Regions from separate parts of the Homo sapiens genome. Here regions 1 and 2 are each linked to region 3. The links are chromatin loops, found by intact Hi-C in ENCODE. Cell type or tissue: gastrocnemius medialis. All regions are shown on one strand. Each heading gives the region's core, and the rest is flanking DNA. Links, peaks and the distances in the headings are about the cores only. Region 1 overlaps PKDCC (protein kinase domain containing, cytoplasmic). Region 2 has its middle 8.3 kb from the start of LINC01914. Region 3 has its middle 26 kb from the start of LINC01913.

What was found. Hi-C counts contacts between places; a loop is a spot of excess contacts. Peaks named below come from ENCODE experiments on the same cell type or tissue, not always from the same donor. Only the 100,000 strongest peaks of a DNase experiment are listed, where the experiment ranks them.
Region 1: a loop joins it to region 3, with 8 times the contacts of the local background. A loop is called at or near these places in 5 of 110 quality-filtered maps.
Region 2: it touches region 3 in a loop (6-fold over the local background); 3 of 110 quality-filtered maps call a loop at or near these places.

Annotation. Positions count from the first base shown.
Region 1 is chr2:42,050,080-42,059,944 of GRCh38, forward strand. It overlaps PKDCC (protein kinase domain containing, cytoplasmic), which reads left to right. Exons shown (of 7, transcript NM_138370.3): 2 at 3,160-3,282; 3 at 3,957-4,228; 4 at 4,862-4,941; 5 at 5,207-5,314; 6 at 7,142-7,315; 7 at 7,524-8,438. The coding sequence ends at 7,609. Among named protein-coding and RNA genes, the nearest start is that of PKDCC, 7.0 kb to the left of the region's middle. RefSeq lists enhancers at 1-45, 2,716-3,431, 3,432-4,146, 8,014-8,514. In gastrocnemius medialis, for the core only: CTCF peaks have their summits at 4,891 (motif pointing left) and 5,091; DNase peaks (open chromatin) are centred at 3,338, 4,082, 4,422, 4,872 and 1 weaker place; H3K4me3 peaks cover 4,195 bases; H3K27ac peaks cover 8,000 bases.
Region 2 is chr2:41,920,540-41,930,404 of GRCh38, forward strand. No RefSeq gene overlaps it. Among named protein-coding and RNA genes, the nearest start is that of LINC01914, 8.3 kb to the right of the region's middle. In gastrocnemius medialis, for the core only: no CTCF peak of the experiment used is centred there; DNase peaks (open chromatin) are centred at 1,842, 4,354, 5,752 and 6,342; H3K27ac peaks cover 7,683 bases.
Region 3 is chr2:41,846,927-41,856,791 of GRCh38, forward strand. It overlaps the pseudogene RPS12P4. Among named protein-coding and RNA genes, the nearest start is that of LINC01913, 26 kb to the right of the region's middle. In gastrocnemius medialis, for the core only: a CTCF peak has its summit at 6,930 (motif pointing right); DNase peaks (open chromatin) are centred at 1,375, 4,805 and 5,635; H3K4me3 peaks cover 674 bases; H3K27ac peaks cover 5,555 bases.

The DNA.
Region 1 (9,865 bases), core at 1,129-9,128, 200 kb after region 3:
CCTGTTGGCTCCCAGTCTCCCCCTCCCCCATCGTATTCCCCAACCCTGGTCAGACACTTGTGACCGGGCCCTGGGCCCCAAACTGGTCTCAGGAGCTCGGGCAGAACCAACACTTGCGTGTAGTGAAGCCTGGCTGCACAGCTCACACCGTGTCTGCAGCTTCAGGGAGTGAGCCCCTGGTTACGTGGCCATTCTAACTGGGAGGATCTTGTACTCTTTCCTTCCCAGGGACTTTTGGGAACTTTTTGGAAACTCTAGGGTGTCAGCCAGATCCTGAGGGAGTGGAGAGGTCTTGAGTGACTTAGCAGGACATAAAGTCTTAGTTACTTGACTCAAGACCCCTCTCCCTTCAGACGGGTTTGATGTTTGATGTGCTTTCCTATCTTTTAAGAAACTTGTCCCTCACTCTTCCCGCCAGCTCAAACTTCCTGACAAGCATTCAGCTAACGCCCCACATATATATCACGTGACGGTCCTCCTCTGAAATGTCAGGCCCCCAGCCCAATTCTGAAGGCACCAAAGAAAAAATTACAACAGAATAGTTTTCACCCTTCCCTCACCAAACCAAGACCAGGGTTGTCTGGGGTTAGCTGTGTGACTCTTTATTGTAGAGTCCCAGACGAGAGTTAGTGGCCCCAGGGCACAAGGGTTGCTAAGGGAGAGAGGGTCACAGGTCCTTTCTACCCAGGAAAAGTGAAAAGTGGGGGGCCCTTTAGTGTGAGTTTAGGGACTGCTTTGATGGTGGCTCTCCCCCATTCATCTTCTGACCATCAGGCCAGTGTCGCTCTGGCCTCCTAAACACGGCCATCTTTGCTGGCAGGGAAGCCTACAGTGGGGTCTTCCTGCCCAGGAGGCTTCAGGGCAGGTGTACAGGGAACTAGAAATAATGCTGCTTTAATACCTCTGAGTTATTTAAAATTTCAAAACCATTTGACTGTTTGCTGAACTGGGGAGGAGTTAGAGAACATTTCTAGAGTTCCTAGTGGTGCAGGCTCACCACCCTCCCTCTCTGAGCAGCCCAGAATTGGTGCTGTGGATTCTAATAGAAAATGCCCAGGCTAGCAGGCCCCATTCTGCACCTCCCAGGGCTTTCTCTGGTCATGGGGATTGCCTGGGCGAGATCTTTCTATCCATTTTCTTTGACCCCTCCCCATCCCGCCCCTGACACACGCATACACACTCCCTCACGTGACTTGACTCCTCTATAGCCCAGGGCCAAAGGGCACAAGGGTCTCCCCTCCCCTCAACCTCTCCCCACCTCCCCCTCCCCCAGTCATCCTGGGGCCCCCAGGCCTTGGATGGGCCCCCAGGCCTGCCTGGGCCCAGATTCTGGCCCTGCTAGAGTATATTTCTTCTCCCAACCAAACAAAAGATGTGACTGAAATGCTCAGCCTCACGCTTCCTGGGGGGGGTTAATGGTGTCTTTTTATTTTTTCCTGAGGGGTGTTGATTAATACCTCGTTAACAGCGCATTTAACGACCTCCGGGTGTTTAATAACCTTCAGAAGTTTCCCACAAAGGCTCAGACTCTGGGCAAGAAAATGAGAACCAGGCCCCAGGGCTGTTCCCCTTACCTTCCCCCCACCCCACCAGGGTCTGGGGCTTCCCTGGACTGATGGGGAGGGGGTGGAGAGAGAAGAGGGTGCCTGGAGCTGCCCTGGCCCCCCAAGTCACAGCCCAAGAGTGAGGCCTTCCCCCATGCCAGCAGGATGACGGGGAGCTGAGGGGGCACTCCTAGGGCGGGAAGAGGACATGTGAGGACCTGGAGTGGCTCTGGGGAGGGTGTGAATGATGGTATGAGGGTGACAGTGCACAGGGATATCCACCCCTCCACCGCATAGCTCTCCTCTCCCTGAGTCGGGCCTGGACAACTCAGCCTTCGTGTTTCTACCCCACAGGGTGCTGGTTGTTTTGAGCACCATACGAGCCCCTAGCTGCTGTGGAGTATGTTGGAAGAGCCAGGGGGATGCCTGTGGGTGCTGTTAAGGTGGTAGTGACACTCAGGCTTTGCTTCCCAGAAGTCCCTGGGCAGTGCGGAGCTTCTCCCCAGATGACATAGAGTGGGCAGTTCCCTGTGACCGTAACCCCAAAAGAACTGATCTTCCAGGAGGAATCATCACTCACTACCACCCCCACTGATACACATCACTCATATGCAAAACACACCTGGGGATGTGCCCTCAGGTACCTTGTTCTTATCAACACTTGTTACCAGTCTAAGGGAACTTGCTTTTCCTCCCTCAAGACCCACGCAGAGAAAATTGAAGCTGCCAGAAGGTAGAAATGATGAGGGATAGATACAGATTCAAGGAGGGGAGGAAGGATAATGTCCAACCGTATGCTCGCTTGTGTATTACCAAACAGCATTCTTAGAAAAAACAGATTGTGGCCGGGCGCAGTGGCTCACGCCTGTAATCCCAACATTTTGGGAGGCCAAGGTAGGCAGATCACTTGAGGTCGGCAGTTTGAGACCAGCCTGGCCAACATGGTGAAACCCTGTTTCTACTAAAAAGACAAAAATTAGCTGGGCATAGTGGCAAGCGCCTGTAATCCCAGCTACTCGGGAGGCTGAGGCAGGAGAATCGCCCGCACCCAGGAAGCAGAGTGAGCTGAGATCATGCCACTGCACTCCAGCCTGGGCAACAGAGCGAGGCTGTCTCAAAAAAAAAAAAAGAAAAGAAAAGAAAAATAAATAAAAATAGGTTGTGGAATCCGAGTGGCACAAATTCACATCTTAGGCTCCTACATTGATCAGCTGTGCGACCTTATGCAAGCAACTTAACCTCTCTGAGTCAGCCTCCTCACCTGAAGTTGGAGATAATAATAGCACCTACTGTGCCCATTAGGGTTATTACAATAATTGAGTTATGCACGTAGAGCAATTTAGCATGGTACCTGGCACGTGGTTAACTCACAGTGGCCAGACCTGCCTATTTACCTGAGTCGGAAGGGGTGAGGGGCTGACATGGTCAGTAGGAAGTCTGACTGCAGGGAAGAGAGGGCATGCTTCCCAGGCAACGCTGCCATTCTCTTCTGGCCTGAGCTGAAGCAAAGGCCTGGGGATGGTGGGAGGAGAGAGAGGGGGAACCTGACAGTCCAGCCCTTCCCTGTCCCCACCCCCACCCTGTGACCTAATGACCTGCCCTCGGCTTTCCCCAGCTCTATGGCTACTGCTACCAGGACAGCGAGGACATCCCAGACACCCTGACCACCATCACGGAGCTGGGCGCCCCTGTAGAAATGATCCAGCTGCTGCAAACTTCCTGGGAGGATCGATTCCGAGTGAGCTCAGAGGAGGGCTCGGGCCCTGGGCTCCTTGCTAGGATGGTTCTGCCTTAGAAGGCCAGCCCTCCAAAGCAGCTCCCACTCCTCCTCCACCCAGGGAGAGGGAGGGGAGGAAGGCGCACAGGCTGACTCAGCCACCGGCCAAAGGGTTCAAAAAAGAAGCAAGACTTAAAGGATCCCGACATGCTGTGCTCTTGCCCTCCTCACCCCTCCTTGTGCGCGTGTACACACCAGCTTGTGGGGGCTGGCACCTTAAAGAGGGGAGCACTCACACACTCACACTCAGCCTGACTGCAGGAGGGCCAGTGTCCTAGAACTAGGAAAGACCTTAATACCATCCTGACCCTCCCGATATTTCCATACACTGAACTAAAACAACATTCAGGATGCAACTTCAGGGAAGAGATGCATTATCCCCAGACCCTCGCTGCTGCAGTTTCCCACCCACTCCATATCATTTCCAGGGTCAGGCCAGCCGAGAGTTAATAGAAAATCACTGGCCTCCTCTCTAAGGCTGCTGACCTTGGCCTTTGTGGAGCCCTGGGGCCTATAGAAGAGAAGTGCCAACCCCCACAAGCAAAGTTCAGATTCCAAGAGGAGGGTGCCCTCGAGTCCCACAGACCCCCAACCCAGGAGAAAAGCAGTGAGCAGTCTTTTCTTGTGCCCCTCAGATCTGCCTGAGCCTGGGCCGCCTCCTCCACCACCTGGCCCACTCCCCACTGGGCTCCGTCACTCTGCTGGACTTCCGCCCTCGGCAGTTTGTGCTGGTGGATGGGGAGCTCAAAGTGACGGACCTGGATGACGCACGTGTGGAGGAGACGCCGTGTGCAGGCAGCACCGACTGCATACTCGAGTTTCCGGCCAGGAACTTCACCCTGCCCTGCTCAGCCCAGGGCTGGTGCGAGGGCATGAACGAGAAGCGGAACCTCTATAATGCCTACAGGTGACCTCCACCCCTGACTCGGGAACTCCATCGAAGGAGAATGGGCCAGGAGGGCATGGCAGGAAGAGAGCCAACGTGGAGGCCAGCTGGGCAGGGAGACTCAGCCTTGACCAGAGCAAGGGAAGGCTTCTACCCTGTCCAGAAGGGAACATTCAGGCCTCTGATGGAGAGGCTAAAAATAGACAGCTCCAAGGAGAATCCGGGTTAGGGGGTGGCAGCTGGAGGCTTCTTAAAATAGTGTTGGACTCGGAGCCTAGGGCTGGTGGAACTGGCACTTTTCCCTTCCCACCCAGGCCCTTGTGCTCTGGGAAATTCCTCACTGGGCCCCAGCCATGGGGCTGCTCCGACACCGGGAGTCAGTCAGGGGATAATGTGGGGCTGGGAGGTGGGCAAGTCCTGGGAAGGGTTGGGAAGCAGGCCCCTGGTTTCGGTTAGTATGAAGTTAGGTGTGGTGTTAGCATGTGCCCAGAACCCTCCCCCGAGGCTGAGTAGACTTCACTGCGTTCTGCCTGGTTGCTAGGCCTGAGGGATCCGGCTCCCTGGCCAGGTTAGCGTTCTGCCCCAGGTTGGAATAGAGGAAGGATGTGTCTCCAAAGGCTGGATTCCTGAGCCACTGGTTTCCCTCTGCCACAGGTTTTTCTTCACATACCTCCTGCCTCACAGTGCCCCGCCTTCACTGCGTCCTCTGCTGGACAGCATCGTCAACGCCACAGGTGAGCTCTCCAGGGCCCATCTGCTTCCAGGCACCTACCCCACCCCCACCCGCCAGCAAAAGTGGGGAGAAAAATAACCCAGGGCAGCAGGGGTTCTAGAAACCATCACTTCCTAAGGTGGCATTCTGCCGCAACCTCCCCGCTCCCCCGCCCTCTGTTCACTGGGGCACAGGCTCTGGAGGCAGAGGTGGGAGCAGCTGGCTGCTGACTTCAGGGAGGAGTGGGAGCCCCAGGCATCCTGTCTTAGCCACACTGCACTCTGCAGGAGAGCTCGCCTGGGGGGTGGACGAGACCCTGGCCCAGCTGGAGAAGGTGCTGCACCTGTACCGGAGCGGGCAGTATCTGCAGAACTCCACGGCAAGCAGCAGTACCGGTGAGTGGCCCCAAGCTGATCCACAGGGAAGCAAGAAACAGGTGGGAGGGTGAATGACCCCGCCCAATTAGGCTAAGTGGCTCACCCTTTCTCTGGGGACCCTTGTCTCCAAAGGCCACTGTAGGGGCTCACATAGAATCATGGAGGGGCTGACATGGACTAATTTGAGGTTCCATCTCTAGCTGAGCTAGAGCAACTATAATTCTGCCTTCAACCTGGGGTTGGGCACTGATACCCCTACTCTGGATGGCTCCAAACCCTATCATGTACTGGCTATATGACTTTGAGCAAGTTACCCCTTGAACCTCACTTTCCTCATCTGTGAATTGGGTTCACTATTACCCACCTCACCAAATTCTTATGGGAATTAAATGTCAGGTGAAATGTGTGAAAGCAATTAGTGCAGTTCCTATGACACAGCTGGAACGCAGTATATGTTTGCTTCCCTTTCCTTCCTCTAACCTCCCGGGGCTAGAAGGGCACTGCATGTTAGGGAAGGCACACACTGAAACCAGCCAAGAAGCCCCAGGGCAGGGGGAGAATTCTGGCCACTGGTTTCAGGCTGTGGTCCTTCTGCTGAAGCCCTGGGGTTTAGCTGGGGTTGGCAGGGGTTGAGGGGTGAGCAGGTTTCATATTCAAGGAGTTCTGGCTAGTCTTAGGGGTGGGGGAGCCCTGTTAGCCCTGTAAATAAAGTTTAACGAGGTGAACAATGGCTGGCTCTGTCCCTGAGGATGCTGTTTATGGGGCTGTAAATCACAGTCAGCCCTGGACTTTGGTCTAGTCCCTGGTAGAAGGAGGCAGGAGGGTGGGGTGGCCAGAGGCCCAGGGCTTCTGCATTATCAGTCCAGAGCTGGGGCTCTCCAGGCAGTGGGAAAGACAGGAGCAAACAAGAGGCCAGCAGCTGAGGAGCTCACTGATTGTGAGTTTTCAGAGCTTCTGAGGCTCTCTCTGTAGAATGAGATCTCAGATTTTCCCTCCAGCCCCCTCCCCACTCTAGCCATGGATTTTTTGCATTTTAGTCCATTTGCATGCCTCTTAACTTCAAAAACCCCGACTCCCTTCCATCCCAGGCCCTTCTGAGGAACTTGCCTAACTTCTCTCCCCAAGGCCAGGAGAAAATGTGAATGAGGGTTGCTCTGAACCCTTGCAGGCCACACTGGATGCTGGTTAGAAGTACAGATTCTCAGTTCTACCCCAGACCTACAGAATCAGAATCTTCATTTGGTTGGGCATGGTGGCTTACACCTGTAATCCCAGCACTTCGGGAGGCTGAGATGGGAGGATCCCTTGAGCCCAGGATTTCAAGGCTGTAGTAAGCTATGATTGTGTCACTGCACTCTAGTCTAGGCAACAGAGTGAGACCCCATCAAAAAAAAAAAGAAAAAAAAAGAAAAGAAAAAGAATCTGCATTTTAACAAGAGTCCTTGGTAATTCACATGCACATTGAAGTTTGAGAAGCCTGGCTCCAACTGTCTAAAATGTCCTGGCCTCAGCAATTAGCCTAGACAGCTGGGACTCCATGTGTCCCTGTATATGTCTGTACCCCTTTCATGTGCCTGCTATCTTGTACTGCCTGACCAAGCTATGTGCCCTTAGATTTGGGAAATATGTATCTCCTGAAAATCAAGTCTGTGCTTTGTCTTTATTGAGCAGTCAGCCCTGTTTCAACAGTGGTAGCTGCCTTCATCTGCGTGCTAGAGGGCTGGGCTGGACTTCAGCTTTCACCTAGGAAATGAGTCTTGCTGCCCTTTCCAGAAAGTGACACATCCTTGGGCACTCAAACCTGGGCATACAGAATTCTCATTTTACTCCATCCCCAACCCACAGAGTACCAGTGTATCCCAGACAGCACCATCCCCCAGGAAGACTACCGCTGCTGGCCATCCTACCACCACGGGAGCTGCCTCCTTTCAGTGTTCAACCTGGCTGAGGCTGTGGATGTCTGTGAGAGCCATGCCCAGTGTCGGGCCTTTGTGGTCACCAACCAGACCACCTGGACAGGTGAGCCAGTGGGAGAAGCCCTTCCAAGGGAGATGGCAGGACCTCTCTGGAGGTTGATAGATAGTGATCCCCCATCGGAAGTCAGAGGGGGTGCTGAGGTGATGAGAGAGAGGTATACGTGTCTTCAAGGCAGTCAAATTAGGGAGAATGGTCTTGCCTCCAGAAAGAGAAACATCCAGCCCTGTTACCTCTCACCTCTGCCCCCCAGGTCGGCAGCTGGTCTTTTTCAAGACTGGATGGAGCCAAGTGGTCCCTGATCCCAACAAGACCACATATGTGAAGGCCTCTGGCTGACCTATCTGAGGGCTCGGCTGACCAGCTGACTATCCTCAGCAGCTGGGCTTGCCTGTGGAGGGAGTGACTTGCACTGGCAGCACTGCATGTCACCTGGGAACCCCTGCAGACAAAGCTAACATCCCAGACAGACAGATGTGACCAGGACAAACGTGCAATAATGCCAAATGTTAAAATGTGAGTTTACCAGCCTAGCTATGGGACTGCTGGCTCCTAGTCCAGGAATCATGGGGGTATGACTGCCTCTCCAACCCTGTGGGCTGTAAGCAAGCTCAGGCTAGTCTCCCCACTGGGGGCTGTGCCCCTCCCTGGGACGGTTCCGTGGGCAGCCCCATCACTGTGTTCAATAGTGTGAGAATGTAGCTAAAGCCCCTGCTGCTGCTGCTGCACATGCCACAGCAGGCGGTGGGGGCTGCGTGGGGACAATCCATCGTGGAGTGTTCTCTCAGCTTAGGTCTGGACAGGAGACTTGGCGGGAGATGCTCCAGGATGTGGGTGATTCTGTACCTGGGGAGGCTATCTCTGACCTCCCGACAGGGGACACTCCCAGGCCAGCCCAGGGGTCAGGGGCAGAGGTGCACACCTCAGCATGAGCCAAGACTGGGGTCAGGGAGCAGGTGTGGTTTGAGCCAGGACCTGGGGCGGGGGTGGGGCCGGGGCCTTTCTGCCTCATTTGCTTTCAATGAAAGCCTCAAAGCAGCCAAAACCAGGCTTTCCCCCTTCCTCGAGTTTGAATATCCAGAATCTTTTGTACTTCTTGTTGGTTAAATTGTTTATTTTTGTAAAAAATAAAATAAAATTAGTTAATAAAATGATGTTTCACAGCAAACTCTTCCCTAATGACAGTTTCTTAGGTTGTGACTTCTTGGTCCTCAGTTATATCCTTGGTATATGTTTGTGGGGATGCATGTGTCACAGGGGAAGATGAGTGAAATCTCAGCAGCAAACCCTGAAGTCATCACAAAGTGTTTTCAGGCCCTGCTCCCACCCATGGTGCCCACCTCCTGCTGGGTCTTCCACATCGTGTCCCCAAAAAAGACATGGGGACTCCCTTTTCCCCCAAGGAAGTTCTCATTTTTACAGACCGGCTTCTTATGTATGAAGCCCTAACCCAGTGGAATAATGTCCTCATGGTGAGATGTCAGCCATGAAGGGGTCACAAGGAGCACCCGAACAACCTGCAGGTGGGTCAGCTTTACCTCTGCCCAGGGTTGGACCTGGCCTGGGCCCACCACAAGGTCATGGGCACTAAGCTTTTCTGAGTCTTTCCCTGAACATGAAATATATGAACATTCAGAAGAAAGGAGGGTCTGTGGAAAGACCAGCTTCCACTTTGTCAATTTTAGGAGGGAAGGTCTAGCTGGGCTATATCGAAGTCCAGAGCAAAAACAAGAACCTGCGGGTTTAGGATCACACGGAGGCCAGAGAGCTCCGCCATGAATGCAGGGCTTCTGACTTGAAACCCATATCTTCTCTCCTATACACCATTCTACTTTTAGAATATTCTGGATGGGCACAAACCTTTGGAGGCTTTAAAAAGAATAACCAAACTTTAACCTGATTTCTCCTCAACAGACGTGGTTGGTGTAATTTGTCACATAACAAGATGTCCCTGTAGTTCGAGGTGACTGAGGAGCCGTATTTGCTCTGCAGCCCTAGTCATAGTCGCCGCTCTGACCCTCAGGGTTGCAGCTCACCACTGCCATCCCCAGCCCACACACCCCACATCTTGCCTCTGGTGTTGGGCTTGTTGATTGTGGGATTGTGGGTGGAGGGGAGAGGCAGAGCCTCCACAAAGCCTCACACCATGACAATGCAGCCAAATCCTGCCATGCTCACCACCCTCAGACCATCCTTAACCCTCGAAGGAGGACCTCAGCTTCCATCACCCTCGGGCCTCCTTCCCTAGCTGAACTCACTCCATGCAACATGCATAGCCCACCCCACGCAATCCAGTACTGGACTTTACACAATCCTCTATTACCCTCCAACAGTCATATGGCCTGTGGGGCTCTGAGGGCCGGAGGAACCGCATCCACCAAGGAGGCACAAGGCGGGGCCAGAAGTGATGAGAACCTGAGGGGAGGGGGCTGGGCCAGGAAGTTTGCGAGGGCTGCACAGTCCAGAGGGACCCAAGGACCCAGTAATAACCAGGAGAGAGGCCCGCAGGGCTCAGGAACCACAGGACTCTGGGGAAAAAGACCAAAGTGAACCAAGTACTGCCTTCCTGGCTTTGAGAGATTTCCAGACGAGGGG
Region 2 (9,865 bases), core at 1,339-9,338, 74 kb after region 3:
AGAGGAAATGGACCTAACTCAGGGGCCCAGCAAACATCTCCTCCCTCTCCCACAGTGTTTTTTGTTTTTGTCTTTTTTTAACAGATGAAGTCTCACTGGGTTGCCCAGGCTGGCCTCGAACTCTTGGGCCCAAGGAATTCTCCCACCTCAGCTTCCTGAGTAGCTGGGACTACAGGCTTGTGCCACCATGCCCAGCTACCCCCAAGTGTTAAATATGTCTTTTACTAAAGGTGGGAAGACTTTGGGATTTGAACCACGGTTGACTGACCCCAAATCCGATGTTCTTTCCAGTATACCACATCATCTTTTTTTTTTTTTAATCAACATTATCCTCCAGTAGTTATTCAAATAAATACAGGGGCCCATGAGGTCAAGTGGCACAGATGTTTCCAGAGCTAGGGAACTGCTCCCAGGGCCCCTGCCACCCAAGCCAAGAGCCACTCTGCATGGCAATGAGAGCTCATGTCCTGAGTCACTCAGTGATGGAGGGAAGCCTGTAGGACTTGATAGACAAGGATCACTTCACGATGAGTCACATTTGATCCTCACTTGGGCCATGAGAAGAGGGGGACTGCTGAAGTGGGTTTTCTAATTCACTGATGTCTGCATTTTCCTATTAACTATATCCTGTGACAGCACAACAGCCCACAAAATGATGGCAACTTCTTTTTACTCTATAAGGGGCTTGCTTCCTCCTGCCCCAAGATCTTTTCCTGCCAGAGACAGTGAAGCAGGTTGTTTGGACCTCATCACTTGACCTCACGGACATTTGTCCCAGAAAGACATTCGAGCTCACACCTAGTAAAGATGCCCTTCAGGTTTCGTCTTTCCTTCTGTCATTCTACATCATAGCCCCCTACAAAATGTCCTATGGCCAATACGATAATTGGTATGAAAGTCAATTCTTTTTTTTTTTCTGTAATAAAACGTAACTGCTCAATGAATCTTCTCTTCCTATAACATTTACACAAAGCTGAGTTGATTCAGGTAGAAATAATTCCAATAAAATGAAAATGGGAAAAAAAAAAGAAATGTTCTAATGGTATCATTAGAACAACATTAGAAGAAGTAAAAAGCACACTGGTCCCTTTAGAGGAGGCAAAACTTATCCTAGCACTTACCTCTAAAGGAAGTTTCTCACATGGAAGTTCCATGTTCACCTCTAGTGCTTTCGAGTCACCAGCTTCTTTGTGAATGTGATAAAATCTGTTAACCCATTCCCCAGAAAAAAGCACACACAACAATCCAACTACATTTTTCAATTTCTAGAAATTCACAGGCTCCAGAAACCCATCCATAAATCCCAAGTTAAGAATCCCAATCTAGATTACGTGTATGAGAGGTACACTTGCCTCAAACCGTTTCCAGGTGAGAAGGAGGCAGAGAAGGGACTAAGGACTGATGGGGAACAACGTTGGCAGGAATTCCTGAGAAGTGTCTGTGTTGAAATGGGAGCCATCATATGCCTTTAAGCCTTGCCAAACATTCACAATTAGAAATGTATAAACTCTTTCAATGTTTAGTTCTCTCCCTCCTCTGCTTTTTAAATTAAAGACCTATTTTAATATAGCGAACTAATACCAAGGGCTGGTGACAAAGGGAACTTTACCTTGACGCCGATTATTCTTACAGGCTTAGAGTTGGGGTATGAACCACCAAGAAAGCGAGCCTAGAAGTACTGGGCTGCAGGCAAGATGACAAAGACTGAGAATCAAAGCACTCTAATCCTCTGAGTTCATGAACCCCTGGTACGAGGAATGAGAAGGTGCTTGGCTATCAGACAGACATGCATGTGGATATCACTTACTGCCTCCATGATTTCAGCAAGTCATTCCATCTAAGTCATGTGCTCAGTGTCTGGCACATTGTAGATACCAAATAAACAAGGGTTCCCTTAGAGAATTGACACGCCTACTGATGCAATTACCTCAGTGCCCCGGGGCGATAAGGAGGCAGAATGCCCATCCTTGGGGTTCTCAAGGGTGTGCTTTGAGATTCATTAGATGCAGGGGGTTGGGGGGCAAGGTAGAAATCTCAGACTCACTCATAAAGACACAGAACCCAGCAGCACAGCTGAGAACCGCTCTCTGAGGAGAAATTCAAGGCTGAAATGGAGGCAGTGCTTTTGTGGAAAAGGGTGAAAGAAAAGATTTTTAAATAGCCATCAAAGATGGAACAGACAGCACCAAAGACAAGGCATGGTGCCTGGGGAAGGGTTAGAGGTGATGCTGCTATTGACATTTCGACCAAAGAACAATTCCTGAGTCCCATCTCCACTGCCAGGAGTCAAACCAAGTTCTGCCTGGGGGTTCTAGAGACCTCTTCAACCCACCCTTCCTCATGCCCGGTCTCACCATCCAGAAGCAGCGGTAGCTGGCTCTGCCTACCCTCAAGGATAGCAACTACCACCCAAAGTGAAATAGGTCAGCCCAGCCTTTTCCCCATATGAAATTATTTCCAGAAAGAAAAATCTGCCAAGAGACAAGTGCTGCCAAAAGTAGGGAGAAGAGATGGTGTGTTGGAGCCACATGGGACACTTCTGACACTGCCCATACCCAAAAGATAACAGAGGAATCATATGCATGAGGAAGGGACATCTTCCTTCACAGTCTCCATCCCCAGACATTTATTTGGAGAGAGCATGTCTCTGTCCTCTAGAACCGAAAGGTGCTGTACTGGTCTTGCCGGTCTTCCTGAGAGGAGCCACGCAGAGACAAGCCTCTCCCCAGTTCCACCCCTCCTCCTTTGGGCACCCCTTCTCCCCACACATCAAATTAGCCTGAGAGACCAATCCAGAATACAAGGAAAGGAATGCAGGCAGGGAATCTCAGAGCCTCTCCCCGCCGAGCTTATCTCCCTTCTCCGCCACCCGCCATCTCAGGCTTGCTCCCCCTTGGTGGAGTTCAAGGCAGGCTTATTTCCTCCAAGGTTGTCACAGACCAATTTTCTAAACTGCATGAAAACAGAAAACAAACAGAAAACCAAACCTACCAAAGCTCAAGTCTCAAGAACAGCTTGGCAGGCCTGAGCAACGTGCTAACAATTTCATGCTGTTTTAAGAGTTTCTAACTAAGCAACGTGTACCAATAACCAGATGTGCCCCAACACTGGAAGAGGAGAACATGGGCTTCTAGGGACAGAGATTTAGAAAACAGGAAAATACTCATCAAGAAACACAGCTTCCAAGCATGCTGGGCCTGGGGTTAGAAGGGAGGCTGTCTCCATTGGCCTGGACATGCCAAACTCACACTCATTCAGTTAAGTTGCAGATATTTTGATCAATGCCTGCTTTGTGCAAGTCACTATGCTGGGTACTTGGGATACCAAATAGATGCTCAGAGCCTGTGCAGGACAAAGTCAAGGGAATAAATATAATCACAACACAATGTTATGCTCTGAAATGGAGAAGAGAAGCCCAGGAGAAAAGGGCTGATTCAGGGTGCTTCTTAGAGAAAATTTGATTTCATTTCTTTCAATATATACATGGAACACTTATTATATGCTTAGGATACAGAAGGGAAAAGTCAGGCATAATTCCATCTAATAGGGAAAGCAGTAGTCATCAAATAAGTGAATAAGAACTGCAGACTGTGCTTGCAGCTGGTGACTTGAGTATTTACTCAGCACCCACTGCATGCAGGCCACTGGAGCTGGGCTCAGCATAAATGCTCACCAGCCAAGAGCCATACAACGTCTGAAGAAAGCCAGACCCACCTCTTGTTTACAGGCATATTATGGCTTGTGAATGGGTCTAAATTTCCCCATGAGATGAATCATCTCCAGGTCTCTGTCACCAGGGCCCCCACCCAACTCTGAGATGACCACCGACCACTGAGGCCGGCAGAGGCCAGAGCCCTGGGCTGTAAGCTGCCCCGTGGGACCGTCCCCCATAGAGTGGGGTGAGGGGTAACCCAGGACAGAAGGGTCCTTTAGACTTATATCCCATTAGTTTATCTTACCACCTGCTTGCAGTACACAACAATATTTTTTAAAGCCTTGAAATTATTGTGAAGTAACATTCATATTGCATTTGAGGTTTAAACTTGTTAACTTGATAAATATAAACATGTAAGTTATAACACAATTTTGTAATGTAACACTCTATTTTGGCAATTCTTCTTTTTTTAAATATACTTGGAAGTAAAAAATAAAAAGTAGCTAGCCTGGGTTGGCCTCTCCTGGCCTGAGAGGTCGCTCCAAGTCAGGAGTCCTCCTATGCCTCAGGAAGTCCCTGGTTCCTAGCAAAAAGTCCATTAGCTCAGGCTTAATGCTATCCTAAAGCCAGTGGCCTTCTTTATGAGGGCTGTTTTTGTCACCTGTTAACTTGTTTATTGCACCAGTAGTAGAGTGGGGAGGGGAGGATGGGCATGAAGGTCACAAGTAGGTGGCAATTGCACACCTCAGGCCTGAGCCTCTCCTTGGTCATTATTTTCCCAGAATGACCTCTGGGTGGATAGAGGCTGAGGGTACAAAGCCCTCCTTGAACTAACACATGACAAGCCAGCACAAAAGAACTGCAAACAGGCCCCTAATTAATGGGTTTGCTTAGAGCTGTTTCCCTGTTTAGGGACTTCATCCCAATAATTGCAGGCTCCATAATCATTAATCAGTCACCACTACTTTTCTGGGTGCCGACCACAAGCCCAGCCCTGTTCCAACAACCATGAGGAGACAAGAGCAGAGAACAGGAACTCAGATTTATTAAGTGCCTGCCCTACGCTAGGCACTGTGCCAGGGGCTTAGTTTGCATAAGCTCGTAAATCCTCACAATGATCTGGAGAGGAAAGCATTATTATCCCCCTTGTACAGATGAGGAAACTGAGTCTCAAAAAAATTAACTAGCTCAAAGTCATCAGCTTGTAAGTGAGAAGCACAGTTTGAACCTGGGTCAGGCCAACTCACAAGACTTGGTTCTTGCACTCTGGAAGGTAAGAGACTAACTGTATTAGTCTGTTCTCATCCTGTTATAAAGAACTGCCCAAGACTGGGTAATTTATAAAGGAAGAAGTCTAATTGAGTCACAGTTCCACTGGGCTGGGAGGCCTCAGGAAACTTACAAACATGGCAGAAGAGGAAGCAAACATGTCCTCCTTCACATGGCGGCAGGAAGGAGAAGTGCCAAAGCAAAGGGGGAAAAGCCCCTTATAAAACCATCAGATCTCGTGAGAACTCATTATCCTGAGAACAGCATGGGGGTAACCACCCCCATTATTTAATTACCTCCCACTGGGTCCCTCCCATAACATGTGGGGATAATGGGAGCTACAATTCAAGATGAGATTTGGGTGGGGACACAGCCAAACCATATCACTGTTCAAAAATGACACAAAGGGACAACAGCTCAAGCCGGGTTGTGCAAGCACACTCTCTGGACCACAGGAGCCTAGAGAGGGCAGGGGACAACAGGGCTGAGGTCCCAAGAGAAGACTTCTCAAAGGAAAGGCAGCACACACTAGGCTCTGAACGGTGGAGAGGATGGCACACATTTAATAAACTGTGCTCAGCACTTTCTCCAACCACTAAGTTCAGGTTTGGAAATGACTGTGGAATTTGTGCCTCACTTGGGGCCAATAAACATTTAGTAAAATGTCCAAGGAGGACATGTAGAGACACACACACACACACACACACACACACACACACACACACACACACACGCAGATCCACCTCGGCAGCTCCAGATAGCGCCTGGAACTGGCACAATGAGAAAGGACTTCAGCAGGCAGCAAGTTACTGGCATCAGACACCAGCAGGGATTAGGGCGAGGGCCAAACTGAGAGGAGGAGATGTGGAGCCAGCGGGTCCTGTGACCACCCTGGACCTGGAAGGCTGGCAGCTCCCTGGGAAAGTCTCATCCAAGTGCCCAATTTAGACCTTGCCCCAGAACTTGAGAAATGCCAGGTAAGAGGAAAGGAGCCAGGAAATGATGATGAAGAGCAGGGACTTAACGAGAACTGGACCCTCTCTCCTTTCCCAGTCATTCCAGCCACACCCCCAGCTCTGAGCTCCCACTTCTCGACCCCCTAAACACACACTAGTTGGGTATTCAGACCCCTCAGCTTCACGGGAAGTAATGCATACATCACAATCCTGTCAGGATTCACCTATCAGTCTCTCCTGGGTGCTGGCTCTGTCCACATGAATGTCTCCACCAGGCAGAGACTCAGGGCCCTCAGGCCAAGCTTGGGCCTGGTTAGAGGTAAACATATGAGAGCCAGCCAAGATCTGGCCAAAGGGGCTCATGCCAGCCCAGCCCCAACTGCGGTATATGTGCCGGCCTGGAGGAATCCCACAGGACAAGCTGTTCTTTCCTAGAGCTGGGATAAGGAAGTGAGCCTGACCCCAGGGGTCACCCAAGCCCATCTTCCATGACTCACAGGGCCTAACACATTGTCTGTATGACAGTCCACAGCACATTGACTTTGCCAATAGGCTGTGACTCTGGATTAGGTTCCAGAGTGAACTGCTGGCCTGGAGGCCCAAGTCAGCTCTTTTTCACCAGTGAGGCCGCCCAGCCTTCTGGAAAAGAGCATTGTGGTCCTGGAGAAAAGGCATGGAGGTCTGGGCCCTGGCTGAGAACCTACAAGCTAAACCCCAAAGAGTCAGCAAGGCCCAGACCCATTACCAGTCAGGATGCCTCACCTGGAGACCCATCTCTCACTCAGATGCCCCAGCCCTAAGCAAAATCTGCATGAGAACCAACCCTCTTGGACTAGGGGACCCTGCAAATAAGAGTCGAGGAGGCCTGTCCTGTCCTGGAGCTGTCCCTGCCTTCACCTGGCTTCTCTCCCAATCTTCCACAGAGCCTCTCACTGTTCCTGACCTAAATGAAGTGGCCAGAGAGGCAAAAGGCCCATTTATCATTTTAATTAACCACCAGATACCGACGTTCTCTGGAGAGCCCTCCCACACCACATCTAGGCTGCCTGTGGGAGAAGATGTTCTGGAAAGACCATCAGGAAGGAGGCACGGGAAGACAGAAAACAGAGAAGGAGACAGAAGAGCCTGGATTTCCCGAGCTAGAATCCCAGAAGGAACACAAAAACCAAGTCTGTGACCTTCATTTAAACGGCAGCACTGTATTATTCTGGGAAGACGGTAGTGTCAGGAGGGAAGTGGGGAGGACTTCCAACAGTAGATATTCTAAGTGAGAGCTCCCCTGGGAGGCCTGCCAGCTCTCCCAAGCCTCACCATGCCTGCGGGGCCTGACCAGCAGAGGAGCCTCACGAAGGGGTCACTCACCCTCTAGAACATCCAGAGAAAATTGGCCATGGCTCCAGAACCTGGCCCAGCCCATTTTCCAGCCTTCACGTGCCCTCCTGAGCTTTTCTTAAGGCTAATTGGTTCGGATACTGCTTCAGGACACACAAGCACCAGCTTAGACCTTTAGAAGGATAGGCTGGAGGGACAAGCCAAGGGTACCCTTCCTGATCATCCTGCGTCTGGCTGCACATCCCCAGCTAAGTAACCAGCAGTGGTGACCTCTCCCTCCCTCCTTCTCTCATCTTGCACTTCTCTCTGGCTGCAGCTGTGCATCTCTTGCTGGCAGCTGGCTCTTCCCCACTCTCTGCCTCCCTTTCTCCAAGCCCCTTCACACTCTGAAGCCTGTGAACCCAGAAAATCTGAGACAGGTCTCAGTTAATTTAGAAAGTTTATTTTGCCAAGGTTGAGGACGCGCCTGTGACACAGCCTCAGAAGTCCTGACGACATGTGCCCAAGGTGATCAGGGCACAGCCGGGTTTTATACATTTTAGGGAGGCATGAGACAGCAATCGACATATGTAAGAAGTACATTGGTTTGGTCTGGAAAGGCGGGACAACTAGAAGCAAAGGCTGGAAGACTCTTCCAGGTCACAGATAGGTGATACACAAATGGTTACATTCTTTTGAGTTTCTGATTAGCCTTTCCAAAGTAGGCAAATCAGATATGCATCTATCTCAGTGAGCAGAGGAGTGACTTTGAATAGAATGGGAGGCAGGTTTGCCCTAAGCAGTTTCCAGCTTGAGTTTTCCTCAGTGATTCTGGGGGCCCAAGATATTTTCCTTTCACAAGCCAGCAGGGAATGAGCTGTTCTGAGTTGAACAGAACGGGAAACTGCACTTTTGACTCTGAATGTATTTCAATGGAGCAGCCTCTGCTGAAAGCCGGGCTCAGACACTGAACAGCCGCTTCAGGGAGATGCAATGGTTGCAACTTGTGAACCGTGCTTTCCTTTCCACCGCCTTTTCTCTACATTTGTCTGATTCACCAGCAGCTCAACACGTTGCCTCCAGCCCAATTCCCTCTGAAGAAAGTATGCAGATGATTCATCTTCTCTGAAAAAACTACCCATCCCAGGGTAGTGCCCAGCCTCCTTTCTCTTGGGCATATACAGCCTAAATTCCCCGGCATCCCAGGGTAGTGCCAGCCTCCTTTCTCTTGGACATATACAGCCTAAACTCGGCAAGCAACAACAGGAGAGGAGGGTATTCTAGAGGAACTCCCAGAAACCACCTCATCACCAAGGACTGCAGGTGAGCCCGGCAGAGTGAAGTTCAAGGACATTGTCCATAGGCACGGAGTCACACACGTGCACACACACTGGGGCTAGTTTGGGGACCCTGAGCAACACCTGTAGAACACAGGTGAAGTCCATGGGTAGCTATTAGAATCCTGTTCTCAGCAGGGCACGGTGGCTCACACCTGTAATCCCAGCACTTTGGGAAGCCAAGGCAGGCAGATCACCTGAGGTCAGGAGTTCAAGACCAGCCTGGCCAACATGGCAAAACCCCGTCTCTACTAAAAATACAAAAAATTAGTCAGGCGTGGTGGCAGGCACCTGTAATCCTAGCTACTCGGGAGGCTTAGGCAAGAGAATCACTTGAACTCAGGAGGCAGAAGTTGCAGTGAGCCAAGATCACAACAGTACACTCCAGCCTGGGCGACAGAGCGAGACTCCGTTTCAAAAAAAAAAAAATCCTGTTAGAATCCTGTTCCCTGTTCTACCTGGGAACAGGACTCTAACAATCACCCATAGACATAACATCACCCCAAGACGGCAAGAGCCAGCTCAAGGCCTGGAGAAAGCCCCACTCACAGGGCAGATTTTTTAACACTGAGAATTTAGGGTTGTGTATGGAAGAGGGTTGTCAGATAAAATACAGGATACCAGGATAAAACTGAATTTCAGATAAACAAATAATTTTTCTAGAATAAGTACGTCTCAAATATTACATGAGTCATACTTATGCTAAAAATTATTTACCTGAAATTTGAATGTAACTGGGTGCTATGGGTTTTTATTTGCTAAATCCAGCAATTCTATAACTACTCGACTCCACAGTCATGTTAGAAATGATGACAGTATCACAGAGTAAATAGAACAAGAAAATTGCAATCAGCTCACCTTTTGCTTATCCCTCGGGGTCTTTCTCTGGGTCCCGGTGCACCCAAATTCTCCACCATAACCTCTCTTGCCTCCATCCCACCTGACCCCTTAGCTGCTCAGAGATCCTGTGGCCCCAGGTGTAGGCCAGTGCTTTTATCTCTTAACTCAGCTGCATTGAGGTTGAATTTTTCAAAAGGAACTTTATTAGAAAACTAGAGGAGCATATAAATATCTGAATTCATAAAAAAAAAAAAAAAGAATCGTAGTTATCACATGTAAGGAGATCAAATATCAAAGCCCTGGAAACTAAGTCTAGCCATGGCCTGCTCATTCTTTTTCTCCAACTGTTACTGGATCCACTGACTTGCAGTGAGGGTTTTTAAGCTGGTTGTACCTTCAGTGAAGCTGAACCAACATTCTGGAAGGGAGGCTCCACTGGCTGCATATTACAATCACCTAGGAATCGTTTTGCCGCCTATCCTAGACCAATTAAATCA
Region 3 (9,865 bases), core at 1,227-9,226:
TTCTTTTGAACCTAATCCAGATATGTTAGAGGTCTTTGAAAAGTGGTCAAATGTTCACAGCTGAATTCTGGTTGAAAGCCTTCTACACTTCCAATCTGTTTCTCCTTAGGAGAAACTCCAGCTGGCCCCTCTCTTAGCAAGTTCTCATTCTCCTTTAAGACCTTTAGAGAAATGTCCTCCAGTGTGGTCAGAAGTAGCTGGACCCTAGTGGTGGCCTCTGCATAGCCACCCTGAGAGTCAACCTGCCAGGACCTCTCTCTGTTCCCCTGCCACAGGGCTGCCTTCCAGTCCCTCAGGGAGTCCTTCTCCTCCTCACCGGGCCAGTTCCATGTCCCTTATGGTGTGGGGAATTGGAGAGGGGGTGGACATAAATAACTTACTTTTATAATAACTAAATATGTTAAAATATGTTATAGGAAAAGAAAAATGTTAAGGATTACCCTCTTTTGGAAATGTTTGTTAGTAGCTAACATTTATTAAATACTATGTTCTGGGCACGGTACTAAATGCCTATTTAAATACTGTCACCATGTTTGAGATCTAAAACAGGCTTAGAGAGGCGAAGTAGCTCTACCTGATGTGACACATCTACTCAATGACAGCAAGGATTTAATTCCAGGTCTACCCAATTCCAAAGCCCGATCCTGTTTTGTTTTGTTGTTTTGTTTTGTTTTGTTTGAGACAGGGTCTCACTCTGTCACCTAGGCTGGAGTGCAGTGTCACGATCATGGCTCACTGCAGCATCAAAGTCCTGAGGAATTCTCTGACCTCAGCCTCCCAAGTAGCTGGGACTACAGGCATGAGCCACCACACCCAGCTAATTTTTGTATTTGTTGTAGAGATGGTGTTTCACCATGTTGCCCAGGCTGGTCTTGAACTCCTGAGCTCAAGCAATCTGCCTGCCTTGGCCTCCCAAAGTGCTGAGATTACAGGCATGAGCCACTGTACCCGGCTAAGCCACTGCACCCGGCACCTGATCGTTTAATGCTTAGGCAGCACTGCAGTTTGAAAATGCTGCCAATGTTCTAATGCCACTAGAACACACATTCTCAGCAAGGGCGATATTGCCCTCAAGAGAGCAAAAGCTAGTTCTTGGTGGCCAATTGAAAAAAAAAAAAAAGTATTTACTCCTTCTAGGTATAAAGGACAGATATACATATAGTGCCCAATGGATTTGCAGTTTACTCGTAGTATCAAATTTCCATGAGAGGAGGGGGCAATTAGGGAAAAAAATCTAAAAAGGCTCCTTACAGGGACAATCATCAATAATGAAAACAAGGTTGAGCAACAGTGTGTTAGGACATTTTGGCAAAGAGCATGTTTACTGAAAGCAAGCAGTGTCTTACACAACTCCCAGGGTTTTCTCAGGGCACAGAAGACAGCGTCAACACCTGAGCTTTGTTCACTGAAAGCTTTTAGTCATTATGCCATGTGATGCTCCCAAGAACCCCCTCATGAAATCGCTAAGGAAGATATTTACTCTCCACTTTTAACAGATGAGGAAATTGAACTTTAGAGACGGTAACCACTACCTAGATTTAGTACCAAATAAAACTACCCTTTAAGAATAAAAAGTGATATAAAGAAATTTGTAAACAAAGCAAAATAGTTTGTTATAAACAGATCTTCAGTAAGAGAACTCAAAAGTCTGAGATGTACGAAAGAATGAAAGAAAGAAAGCAAAGTGGTTAACATGTGAACAAATCTATATGAATGTTGGTATATAAAACAATAGTTGTAATGTCTACTGTAGGGGCTTCCAGACATAAGACACAACTAAAACACTGGGCAATAATGGCATATAAGTCAGTGGGGAGTGGTTAGAGTTTAAGCATACTTAGGTCGTTGAATTGGTCAGGAGAAGGGTAAAGATATTAACTTGAGAAATTAAGCTAAATATACATGTTAAATTTCCAGGTTAAAAAAAATAGAAGACATCGAGAATTAACTGCCACATCAGAAGAATGAAAAGTGGAAGGAGGCTGGGTGCGGTGGCTCATACCTGCAATCCCAGCACTTTGGGAGGCTGAGGTGGGTGGATCACCTGAGGTCAGGGGTTCAAAACCAGCCTGGCCAACATGGTGAAACCCCATGTCTACTAAAAATATAAAAATTAGCTGGGAATGGTGGCTCACGCCTATAATCCCAGCTACTCAGGAGGCTGAGGCAGGAGAATCGCTTGAAACGGGGAGGCAAAAGTTGCAGTGAGCTGAGATAGCACCACTGCACTCCAGCCTGGGTGACAGAGTGAGACTGTCTCAAAAATAAAATAAAGTATAAATATAAATGGAAGGAGCAAATCCTATACTTCTCATGACAAATGTTACGAATCATTGAAAAACTATCAAATTGAGTCTTTAAATTCACTTAAAATCATCCTTCAATATAGTTGAATGTTGCTTAAAATCAATTGCATGGGTGTAAAATTTTTTATACTAAAAATAAGAAAATATTTTTCTTTATGGCTTAAAAATTGCCTATAGCTTACATAGTGTTTCCTCAGGGGTGGTCCATAACTCCAGCCTCCTGAGATGCTACACTCCAAGGGAAAGCATCCGTGATCCAGCCATCTGAGGGATGCTGCACAACACAGCCTCACCTGTAGACTCACAAAGCTGTATGGCCCTAAGACTTATACTTAGTAAAGAAACCTGCCTGCCTTGATTAACCCTAGTGTTTTCCAACCATTTTTTCCCCAATGAGGGTACTTCTCATTGTTTTCCTTCATTCATTGGTTACCCACCATCTTCTTCCTCTCCAGTCTAGCTTTGGAAGGTTGAAAGTAGTTGAGACTGAAGAGATATTTCTGAGATAGTCTCCTGGCTCCCTGGGATAAAGTGCATGGATTAAAGTACACCAGAATAGTCACTTTCTTTCCCTATGTGGGCCTCAGTTTCCCCAGTGGTCCAAGGAAGGAGTAGATGGCATGGCTTCTGAACCCCTTCTAATCTCTAATTATACATCTGTAAAATGAAGGGATGGAAGATGATGCCTGACTTTTCTTCCAGCTCCTACATTCTTTGATCTCAAGAATCATCTCACTTCACTCTCTCTCAGAGAAGGCAACTATAGCTCAGAGAGATGAAGTGACTTGCCCAAGGCTACGCAGCAGGGCCTAGACCTGCCGGGCCCCTGAGTCCTACCTAGCTCAGCATTCATGTGTTTTTACATGTGTGCTGTGTGTGTATATGTGAGCACATATATGTGAATACATGACAAGGTGGCATATTCTAAAGATTCTTTGTGTGTGTGTGTGTGAGTCAAAGATTTATTTTGTCATTTCTTGCATTTGAAGTACTCTTCAATGACATCCTTGGCCTGGGACTCCGTGCCATAGTCCTTAACTACTACACAACTGCGACCAACCACTTTACGGGGTTTCCCCTCTCTGTCAGTTTTACAGAGACCTACCCATTCCCCTAGTTTCTTGTTGTCATCAACCTTAATTAGGTCGATTTGGTGTTCAGCACAAAGGGCCTCCACCAACTTGACATCCATAGGCTCATCACAGTTGGATGCCAGCACACAAAGATGGGCTTGGCGCTTGTCTAAGGCTTTGGCAGCTTTGCAAATTCCACATGCTAGGCCATTGTGGATGAGGGCGGTCTTCAGCACCTCTTGTAAAGCAGTATTAACGTCCATTACACCTCCAACAGCAATGCGTTCCTCGGCCATGGCAGTGGGTTATGGGTGAAGCCCAATCTTGAACACACCAAAGCCTTTGCGTCCGCACGACCTGGCGGTGGCAGGGAAAGAGCATATTCTAAAGATTCTTGTTAAGCTCAGACATTTCCTAAGGCATCCATGCAGGTCAGGGGTGCTGTGTATCCAAGTCCTGGATGTGAAGCAGGAGGAAGCAGATGTAAAGAGGTAGGAGCTACAGGAATGCTCAAAGGATCACATCTCCCTCCTCCTCCCCAGTCTCTGCATCACAGGGGCTCATGCTCCTTGCTTAGCCTGATGAGGCTACATCCAGCCAGCCCAGCCCGGTGAAGCTGCTTCCTGCTCCCAGCTCAGGAGCTCCAGGCAGGACTGAGCACAGCCAGCCATCAAATTTTGCCTGATCTAGCCCAGTGCAGTTATCAGCATTTTGTTTCTACCTCCATGTTTTGACCCTGGGTTCATCAGCTTGACCTTTAGCCCTAAAAGACACTGTCAAATTTGCTGAGTTTGGGGGCATTTCCACAGCTGCTTCTGTCTTTACCCCCTGCAGCTCCTCCTCTGCCATTCCACTCAGCCCTTCTCTCTCCCAAAATCCACAGGTGCCTAGCCCCACAGTGGCTGCTCCGGCAAGTCTCCCTGCTTTGATCAGATTCCCATGCTGTCTGACCACCATTTTTTTAAATTTTTGCACCCTACTTCTAGTCATCCACTCAAAGGAGGCCAAAACTACAATTCCTCTTTCCTCTTTTCCATCCACGCTGATATCACATCTCTAAGGCTCACTTAGACTTTTATTATCTTCTCCACTGAGGTAGAGATTATAAATCAATACATGTCATAACCTCAGTGTACGGGATGGCTGTGTGTGGGTGTAAGAGACAGAGAGAAAACACCAATGTTGGTATAGTAGAAATTGCAACTGATGTGTTACAATATGAAGAGGGAATATTGCATATCTTCCAATTCCTATTTTCAAAGTCGACTCATCTTTCCAGAACTGTCACTCCCAGCCATGGGAATAAAGTTCAGGAGCTCAGATTGCATTAGCTTCCTCCTTCTCACTCCAATGGGTAGTTTGTACCAGCTCCACCTCCCATCCCCAGGAGGAGCTCCTTCCAGGTTCCTCGACACCTGCCGCATCATACGGCTTACCCCATGGTGAGCAGAAGCTCCAGCTCAGCCCCAGGGACAACTGGCCTAGAGTGAATCATTTCTCAGGATCTCACTGGAGGTGGGAGGAGGTGGGTGGAGGAAGGTTTTGGTGGGTGAGCAAGGGGCAGAGGGACATGGTAGCACTGCTCCAGTTGTTGTTGCTTTGGGATGGAGGCGTTGAAAGATAAATTCATGAAAGAGAGACTGGAAGGCTTTCCTCTCCTGAGATTCAACCCTGGCCACACCACAGAATCCCTGTGACGCTTTCAAATAACGTGAATGTGCGGAGCACATCCCAGACCAAGGAAACTGAAACTCCAGGTGCGTAGCCAAAGAACTTGTGTCTGAAAAAAGCTCCCCAGGTCATTCAGATTCACAGCAACATAACCTGACCTCCTGATACAACAAGAAGCATACAACATCACCAATAAAGCATTCTTGATAAAAATGTCTAACCTGAATCCAACCATGAGAATGCAATCTGACAAATCCAGCTGTGGGACATTCTATAACACAACAGGCCTGAATTATTTTAAAAAGTCAGTATCATTTAAAAAGAAAGAAAGAAAGAAAGAAAGAAAGAAAGAAAGAAAGAAAGAAAGAAAGAGAGAGAGAGAAAGAGAAGAAAGAAAAGAAAAGAAAATTTGACCAGGTGCAGTGGCTCACGCCTGTAATCCTAGCACTTTGGGAGGCCGAGGCAGGCAGATCACCTGAGGTCAGGAGTTGGAGACCAGCCTGGCCAACATGATGAAACCCTATCTCTACTAAAAATACAAAAATTAGCCAGGCGTGGCAGGTGCCTGTAATCCGAGCTACTAGAGAGGCTAAAGCAGGAGAATCACTTGAACCCGGGAGGCAGAGGTTGCAGTGAGCCAAGATCATGCCACTGCACTCCAGCCTGGGCAACAGAGTGAGATCCTGTCTCAAAAAAAAAAAAAAAAAAAAAAAAGGAAAAGAAAAGTCAAGGACAATGGGCTGTTTTAGATTAAAAGTTACTAAAAAAAGACATAAAACAATACATAATACAATGCATAAATTTGAATTAGATCTTGGATTTAAAACACATGCAAATATAAAAAATATTTTGGAGCCAGTTGGAGAAATTTGAATATAGAATGTAAATTAATTATAAAATTATTAATTTTCTTAGTTGTAATGATAATGTTGTGGCCATATAGAAGTTTCTTACTTTTACAAAATGCTGCTAAATATGTGAGAGTGAAGTGCTGTGATTTCCACAGCTTTCTTTGAAACGGATCAGCATAAAAGAAATGTAGGAAACGAGATTAATGAAATGTGGCAAACTGATGACAACTGGTAAATCTAGTGAAGGATATTTGTGTATTTATTCTGACTTTTTTTCTTTCTTGAGATAGGGCCTCGCTCTTTCACCCAGGCTGGAGTGCAGTGGCACGATCATAGCTGACTGCATCCTCAAACTCCTGGGCTCTAGTGATCCTCCCACCTCAGCCTCCTAAGTTACTAGGATTACAGGTGGCCACCACCCTGCCTAGCTAATTTTTCTTTAGTTTTTTTGTAGAGGCAGGGTCTTGCTATGTTGCTCAGGCCGGTCTTGAACTCCGCAATTCAAGTGATCCTCCCGCCTTGGCCTCCCAAATTCCTGGGAATATAGGCGTAAGCCACTGCATGCAGCCAGTTCTACCATTCTTTTCAATCTGCAGTTTTAATATTTTTCACACCCCAGATAGCTATATGACTGCACACAATCAAAGTCACTGCCCTTCCCAGCTCTTCTCCAGCCCCTCCCTTCCAATTCTGAGGTCCTGGAGTCCCTAGAACAGTGATTCTCAAACCTCTGCACACAAGAGCCTGGAGGTCACATTAAAGCACAGACTGCTGGGCCCCACCCCTAGGGTTTCTGCTTCATTGGTCAGCTGTAGGGCCGAGTGTGTGCACTTCTATCAAACACCCAGGTGATGCTGATGCTGATCAGAGGCCTCACTCCAAGAACTACTCCCCCGGAGGGCTAGAAGATAGGCCAACGCTCCTATTCATAGCTCATCCTCCCAGATGTGCTATAGCCTCCAGCCCGTAAAGGCAAGATGCTTAATCTTTTCCAGGAAAAGTTTGTGCAATATGGCAATAACACCCACCAGAGGGCAGCAAACTCTTGCGGAAAGAAATTTTCAGGAAAAGAAAGGAATTTGACTGAACTCTTGGGACCCCTTCCTGAGGATTCTGACATCCCACAGAGGACTGAGGTGGTTGAGGCCATCGGGATCCGACTATAATAATTCTCTACATTTGGTTAACACTTCATGCACGTCAAACTTTCCCATATATTATCTCATCCAAACTCTACAATGGTCCTGAGGCAACAGAGCTTCAACATCTCTGTGTGATAGATAAGATAACAAGGCTCAGAAAGACAAAGTGGAGGTGACTTGTCCAAGATGAGAGGGCTGGTGATTTATCAGATCAGGAACTTGGATGCAGGCTGCCTGACGCCTCATTTCTTGTTTTCCCTCACACCTATCTGCAGTAATAGCCGCTGGGATTTCTTGATGATTTTTTATGTATTTCCTCTTTTAATTTTCACAGCAACCTATAAGGCATGCTCTCCAGTTGTCTCCACTTTACAGACAAGGTAAGGGAGGTGGGAGGAAACTGACTCGCACAATTAATAAGTAGTGAAGCTAGGATTTGAGTCAGGCCTGTCTGACTCAAGAATCTACAAACACCTACTGATTCCCTGTAGTCATGTGTAGTCAGCAGCCATTTGTCAAGCAGCACTTGCAGTAAGTCTGGGACTACGCAAGTCACTGGTGATACAGTCCTGGCCCTCCAGCAGCAGCCAGTCTAGAAAAATCTAAGATGAAGGTGCCCGTGCCAAGTGTCACAGGAAGCCCACCAGGTGAGTTCTATCATCCCCATTTTACAGATGAGGCAATGGGACCTAGAGAGGTCAATTAACTTGCCTCTGACTGCAAGACAATAAGTGATGGATCAGGGACTCACACTTGGGCCATGTACTATACCGGCAGCTTTTGTGCATCTCACCCCAAATTTTCTGAGATGCCATGTGGGAAATAGAAAATGTCCCAAAACATGTGGAACATTCATTCAGCTGCAGTGGACATTCATTCCATTGCAGTTGTCATCCCATCAGCTCTCTGCTGCCCCTCAGCTCAGCCTGCAGCTCAGACTCCTGCTGGGCCAGGCCCTCCTCCCCTGTAGAACCTCCCTTCCCCTTCCCATTGCCAAGTCAGGGTTTTCTTCTAGAATGGCCCAGAAAAATAAAGTCAGACCATTTTGCATATTGAGGACCCCTGATGAAGAGCTGCTGTTGAGAGTCAAAGAAGCTTCCCTGGGACCCTCACCTGTCAGCCTCCACTACCACCAACAGACATAAAGTAAGGGCAGTGCCTGACAGCAGATCTTGGGCTGGGGACGTGCAGGTGTTTTCCTATTTGGGCCTCAGAGTCCCCTGACCCAAGCCAGGCCCCCTCCCCTGGGCAGCCAGTTTGTTATTCCCGCAGATTCCAGTCATCACACCGGTTCTCCCATCCTTGTGGTTCTCCCTCCTTACTTCCTACAGGTACACTTGGGGATTCTGATTCTTTCCCTTCAAGACTCAGTAGAATAACATGTTCTTCTCTGTGCTGCCTCCTAAAGCAAACTCACATGCCCACTCCAAGAGAAGTCATTTAGTATGTAGAAAAGAATATTGGATTTTGAAATCTGACTTTAAATATCTGGGTATAAGATCCAGTTCCAGCACTCACAAGCAGGAGACTAGAACAAATCTCTTAATTTCTCTTGGCTGGGCATCATTTTACTGTGCTTACTATGGGAATCACAGCCTCTGGGGCCATCTAACAAAATACAGGGTTACCGTGGCGTTAAAGTAATATATAATGGAAGGCACTTTTTTTATTCTTAAGTTCTTTATAGTAAGTATGAATGTCGAAAACAAAAATTATATCATCTGGTGGCATTTTCAATGATGTAGATGTAACATGCAGGACAACAAAAATGGAGGATTAATGAAGCTATGTCGTTAAGCCTTTCACATTTTGCTTAGTTGCCAGAGTGGAGGGGTTAGCGACGGATAAATGTTAACTCTAAGTAGGATTAGGAGTCAACAATAGGAAACATGTGTAAGATACAAAACCAGAAGGCAGGCTTGGGCTCCTTGATTAACAGTAAAGGAGATCTCTGAAACTGGTATTTCTCATCTTTTCATTTGGTGCCTCCGAGATAGCACCACAGAGTAGCAGATTACAGGAAGATCCTGAAAGAGGAGGAGCACTGCTGACCTGTGCAAAGCATAGAGTATAATCGCGGGAGGACAAACAGCTTGAAGCTGCTGAGACAATGGCTCTGGCACCTGCTTTGGGGCAGGGAAATTTTAGGAAAAATACCTGTGGAAGTTAAGGATCTGGAAATAGATTCCCTTCCCATGCCATCAAACCTCCTGAAAAGTGCTGCTGTAAACCCTGTTTGAAGATCCTCTGAGATGTTGCTCAAAAAGCACACTCAAGGCCTATATAAAATTGGCTCCAGACCAAAGAGAAGTTGGCCACTCAACCTAGCAATGCCTTCTGATATGATTTTGTTGTGTCCGCACCCAAATTTCATCTTTAACCGTAGCTCCCATAATTCCTACATATCATGGTAAGGGACCTGGTAGGAGGTAACTGAATCATGGAGCCGGGTCTTTCCCATGCTGTTGTCCTGATAGTGAATAAGTCTCACAAGATCTGCTGGTTTTATAAAGGGTAGTTCCCTACACACATTCTTCTTGGCTGCTGCCATGTAAGATGTGCCTTGCTCTTCCTTCACCTTCCACCATGATTGTGAGACCTTCCCAGCCATGTGAAACTGTGGGTGCATTAAACCTCTTTCCTTTATAAATTACCCAGTCTGAGGTATGTCTTCATTAGCAGTGTGAGAACAGACTAATACACCTTCCCACGTTCCTGCCTCTCTCTACTGCGTCTGTTCCCAAGGGCCTCATCTTGCTCTCAGATATACCTGGGTTTCCTGTGCTGCCCAATTCAAGAAGTCTCCCTATAAACTCCTGGTC